Linked DNA regions of Mus musculus: region 2 is linked to region 1. A link is a loop called in an ENCODE intact Hi-C map of the cell type or tissue named here. Cell type or tissue: heart. All regions are shown on one strand. Links, peaks and the distances in the headings refer to the core of each region. The heading gives the core; the rest is flanking DNA. Region 1 holds the start of Mccc2 (methylcrotonoyl-Coenzyme A carboxylase 2 (beta)). Region 2 has its middle 42 kb from the start of Cartpt.

Evidence for each region. Peaks named below come from ENCODE experiments on the same cell type or tissue, not always from the same donor. Only the 100,000 strongest peaks of a DNase experiment are listed, where the experiment ranks them.
Region 2: it touches region 1 in a loop (2.7-fold over the local background); 7 of 42 quality-filtered maps call a loop at or near these places.

The regions. Positions count from the first base shown.
Region 1 is chr13:100,014,651-100,017,463 of GRCm38, forward strand. Mccc2 (methylcrotonoyl-Coenzyme A carboxylase 2 (beta)) reads right to left here and starts at 989. Exons shown (of 17, transcript NM_030026.2): 1 at 736-989. The coding sequence starts at 864. In heart, for the core only: no CTCF peak of the experiment used is centred there; a DNase peak (open chromatin) is centred at 1,041; H3K4me3 peaks cover 1,903 bases; H3K27ac peaks cover 1,224 bases.
Region 2 is chr13:99,857,724-99,860,536 of GRCm38, forward strand. No RefSeq gene overlaps it. Among named protein-coding and RNA genes, the nearest start is that of Cartpt, 42 kb to the right of the region's middle. In heart, for the core only: a CTCF peak has its summit at 1,574 (motif pointing right); a DNase peak (open chromatin) is centred at 408.

The sequences.
Region 1 (2,813 bases), core at 68-2,567:
TCTTACCACACAGCCGCACAGCTATCTGATTTCTAGTTAACGTTTCCCAGCCCCAAATGACTTTCATTCCTACACATCCAGGCCAAATACTTAAAATACCGCACAAACAACTTAGTGCTTAACTAAGTTAACTTCTTCCCTGGCAAATAACTGCTGGTTCTATGAATAATTCAGACGTTATCTGTAGAGGCCATGAAACAGATTTAAATGTTCCAGCTTTGATACTTCACAAATTATGAGTTGCTTCTTTGGCCAGGGGAAGCCACTCAGTCCCAAGAAAAGCTATGTAAAGACATTGTGAGCTGTGTATTGTTAATATAACTATTAAGCGGAAGAGTGTAAACTATCGTGCTATGGTAGTTCCTAAAGGTGGCTGCCACAAGACCGCTAAAGAATATACCCAGCCATGCAAACACGAGGACCACAACTTCGTGATTACAAAGTTGCCAAACCGGTCTCGGGCATTTGTAAGTTGTCCAAGCGACAATGCTTTGTGGGGTTTTGAGAACCACTGATTTGAGTGACACAAAATGCCAGTACCAGTCCTAAAAGTGAACTAAAATCTCACTGGAACGACTTCCTTCTGCAAACTTCACAGGACCCTACTGAGTCCCAGAATGACGCCTGAAGCTGCAAAGGAAAGAACAGCAGAGATCCAAGCATGCCCACCCTCTGGCCTCCGATGACTCCGGGGCAGGAAGGCGAACAGGCCTCCAGGACGCTCGCTCAACCTACCTGGTAGGTGGAGGAGGCCGAGTCAGGCTGGGTGCCCAGTCGGGCCACTGAGTCCCCGTGATAGGCACGCTGCGGGGGTACAGCAGCCCGACAGCACGGTCGCAGAGCTGACCTCAGCGCGCCCCACATGGCGATGGCAAACACCCAAAAGAGAAAGAGAGCGGCCCTGCAGCTCGGTTCTGCAGCTCCTGGGGGCTGCTCCTCCAGAGTCCTTGCAGCACCAGCCCTGGTCCATCAGCTCCCAGGCCAGCCCCGCACACGTGCCATCGCAGACCACCTCCAATTGGTCGGCGCTGCGCGCCACGCCTCTCTACTCCGCCAATGAGGCGCAGAAGAGCAGCTGCGCGAGTCCAGGTTCCATCGCGAGCCCAGGAACACTGGGCCGAGTAGAGCGAACAGATAAGTGGCTGCTGTCCTGCCGAAGCGTTTGTCACAAGCATGCACCCGCCTCTAGCCCATGTACTGCAGAGCTTCAGCACACCTGATCATTTTTAGAATGTGACAGATTGTAGACATCAGTACTGGGATCTTCACACCAATAAGGATTAAAAACACTCTGCGAAGTGCCTTAGTGTTGTTTTGTTTTGTTTTGACTCGCACACTTTATTGAATGCTTACGTGTTACTACAGCATGAGCAAAGTAAAAGCGCCAGGAGCATCAGAAAGATGAACAGGCTAAGGAGAGGGTCGGCTGTGCCCTAGGAGGAAAGATGCTGTAGGAGAATAGCACCCGAATAAAAGCCAGATTGGGTAGAAACACATAACTAAGATGGGAGCCAGGCTTGGTCGCTCTGTCTCCCTTGGGGACCATAGACTCTACCACTCTGCAGCTTCAAGAAAGAAGCCCGACCCACAGAAAACTATGGTAAACCAATTGATAGAAGGCTTGTCAAAGTTTCTGTAGCTTACTAAGTGAAGAGTCCACAGACTACTAAGTGAAGAATTTAGAGGCTAGGGTGGGCAACAAAATGAGACATTGTCTGAAACCAACTGTTTTAACATGAATCTTGAAGACAATGTCATCATACAAATAGTGTTGGGCTGAGTGGTAGAACGCTTGCCTAGAATGCAAAAGGCTCTAGGTGTGTGTGTGTGTGCGCGCGCGCACATGCACACAGAGGAGAGAGAGAGTAGGTGAAACATGCCTACTATATTAAATGGTGCTAATTTAGAAGGAGTGGCACTTTGTGTGTACAGACGTGGGTACGGTGTGTGTACAGAAGCACACATGGACACATGGAAGCTGGAGAATGTCAGTATCAAGCCATTACTCTGCCTTATTCCTTTGAAACCAAGTCTCTCACTGAACTTGCAGCGAGGTGTGCAGCTAGAAACCTCTGATCCTTCTGCCCCTGCTCAACCCAGTGCTTTTACCCACTGAGCCCTCCCTAGCTCCAGAAATGGCCAGCTTTTTTAAAATCTAAGAAAAACGAAGGCCTAAGTCAAATCAAAGTGAGTTCACCATGACATAAGCATTCTATCTTGCTACAAGCCGACCCCAAATAAGATCTTGTAATGTGGAAAATAACTTAAAGATTCACATGGCATCCAAGAAATGTAAAAGAAAACAAACCAAAGCAGAGCATTTGAGCTGAACGAAACATTTATTCCTGGCAACGAGGCTAAAAGAAAATAATTTCCTAGCAACTCCAGCACTCAAAAGGTCAATTAAGAGGATCAGCAGCTCAACCTTAGCCCGGGCTACACAGTGAGTGTGCAGGCAGTGTGGACTAAGCAAAAGTGCCCAAAATGTTTCCTCTGCTTTTCACTTAGTTAAAACTGTTTACCTTTGACCCTCCTACCGGTCCCGAGAGTTCCCACTGCTATCCAGGTGCCTCTCAAATTCATGGCTTATTCCTTAAATATATACACGGGTGGGAATAACTACACGACGCGGGCTGCTGAGTCTGTGTAATGGTGCCCATGTTTGTAGGCTAGGCTGAATACTTGGGATTGAAGTGTTAGGGTGTTAAAGTGTACTTGTAATGATGTGTATGCCCGAGGGACTGTACACACATATGCACCTGAGTGCAGTTGCCCAGAGGCCAGGAAAAAGGCCCTTACAGCTGAGGTCTTTT
Region 2 (2,813 bases), core at 197-2,696, 160 kb before region 1:
GTCTTAGAAGTAAATGCACCGATAATAACAAAACCACCAAACAAAACTCAGCGGAAAAAGAAAACAACTCCAGCAAAAAACAGTCAAAAGACTTGAACAGACACCGTTTTGTTGTTGTTGTTGTTGTTTCCCAAAAGAAAACAACACACAGGATCCAGAGGGATGTATAAACCTCCCCAGCTTGACTAATCATCATGAAAATGCAAATCCATTAGAGTGGCTGTTACCAAGCAGATGAAAGGAAAAGAGACCCCTTGGACACTGTTAGTAGACATGTTAATCAGCACAGTCATTATGGAAAATCAGGTTCCTGAAAACTAAAAATAGAACTAGGGTATGATCCAACAATCTGACTTCTGGGAACTGAGCCAAAGGAAATGACATCAGTGTGCTGCAGAGACATTATCATGCCCAGGTCTATTGCACCACAGCGAAGATAATGGCAGTCAACTTAGGTGTCAATCAGTGGATGAACAAATACGGGAAATGTGCTATATCCATACAGAAGAATAGTATTCAGCTATCTAAAAGTGAAAGGAAATCCTGCCAGCTATAGAAGCATGAATGAACCTAGAGTTCATTATGTTACCTGAACTAAACCAGGAAAGAGACGTTCCTACTGCAACTCTCCCTGGGATATATATTTTTAAAAGTCCAAGTCCTAACAGCAGAGAGTCGAATGGTGGCTGCCAGAATGTGTGGTCCAGTGCTTTTCAGCAACAGTGTGTGTATGGTGAGGGAGAGATGCTGATCGAAGGGTACAAAACTCACCTGGATAGGAGCAATGAGTTCAAGAGACTGTATAATGGTACCTATACCTAGTTAATAACAATGCAACATATACTTGAAAGCTGCTAAAAGAGTAGATGTTAAGTGCTCTTGCCATGAAAAAGTTAAGTGTATTAGGTCATAGTATGTTAACTAGCTTGATTTAGCTATTTTATGATGTCTATCAAAACAGGTTAAGCATCATAAATGTATACATTTTGAGCAAAGCATGGTGGCACACACCTTTATTCCCAGCACTCAGCAGGCAGAGGCAGGTGGATTTCTGAGTTCGAGGCCAGCCTGGTCTACAAAGTGAGTTCCAGGACAGCTAGGGCCACACAGAGAAACCCTGTCTCAAAAACCAAAACCAAAATCAAAACCAAAACCAAAACCAAAACCAAAACCAAAGCCAAAACCAAAACCAAAACCAAAACCAAAACCAAAACCAAAACCAAAACCAAAACCAAAACCAAACAAACAAAAAAAGAATTAAAAAAAAAATGTATACATTTTGACAATTAAAACTAAGTCAGCTGAAACATCTGTGTGCAAATAAAAACTTCCACAAAAACTGCTATTTAACTTTTGAGATTCTTTTCCTCATTGTCGTGGTTTGCACATTCTTAAGGGATAAGCCTGCCCACTAAGCACATCACACACACACACACACACACACACACACACACACACACACACACACACACACACACACACACACACACACACACACACACCTCCAACCAACAGCTTGCAGTGCCATCTTCCAGCAGTAGAGGGCAGTGGAGGACTGCACTCTGTAGCACTTGGCTTGTGCACCTGAAGATAATCTCTCAAATTTACCCAGGGCTTCAAGTCAGTAATGAATACTCTATCTTCCCCAGGCTCATCATTAGGTAAAACTCCTTGTTCCCAAAGACCAGTGTGTTCCTTGATCTTTCTATATTCATCAGACTTGAAAAGCAAGAGGCACTGCAGTCAAGATAATCCAGCCGGGCCAGGTCTGTTAAGTGTCAAATACAGGTAGTGGCAAGGCTCTGCAGACTTTCCAGAGTCCTCCTGTTTAATCTGTGGTACAACCTGGCTCACACTTGAGTGACTCTTCACTCCCTTCCACGCACACCAAGCTTCAACATCACCAACTCCTTAGGAAATCTCCCTCACATCTTTTGTGTCCCTTGCGCTAATCACGGTTTATGATGATCACCGCATGCTCCATTATCAATGCTCCAACCAAGAACTGACTCAGAAGCCAGGATGGGTGTTTGTCTGCTAGAAACCCATGACAAGGACATGCGCTGCAGCAGCGAGGGCACTGGGACGTCCATGCAGGCCCAGGTAGGGCTCTATCATTGGAGGCTTTCGGAGCCGCCGGTTTCTCAGAGTTGACTTGTTTAGATTGTTCTCCTTTGTCGTATTTACCTTCCTTAAAGGTTTCTCTTTTCGCATGTGTAGTTATGCATGTGAGCACAGACATGCACCCACAGTAAAAGTACTACATGTTTTTTCAGAACTCCAAGTCACACGTACAGCTTGAATCCTTCCAGGAACGATCAGCGATGTGTTGATATTCATATGCTCATATTCAAGCATGCACTGCACATGGAGACCCATACGCTCATACGGGTCAAATACAAAGTTTCATCGTTATCATGGTTGTGGTTGGGCCCTGTCCACCATAGCCTGCCTGTCACACCCAACCTACTGCTGCTTCCATGGGAACCCAGAGCAAAGAATTGCTTTTTCCGTTTTTAATGTCAGAAAAGAAAAAGCAAAACAGGAAGGATTGTTATAACATGGAAAATAATACAAAACTCGAGTTTTAGTATTGTTTGAAATTTGATTCAACTATCATTCACTTCCATTCATAGGTAGCTATGTTTTGAGTAGAGCCATGTGCATGGCCCTTGAAGTCATACTGTCTACTGTCTGTAGCCATACTGTCTACTATTTTCCCAGAAAAAGTACACTAAACTCTATTGAAGAACATTAATTCATAATTATTCTAACATTATTCTATGAATATAGAATTGTGTGGGCTCTGAGTG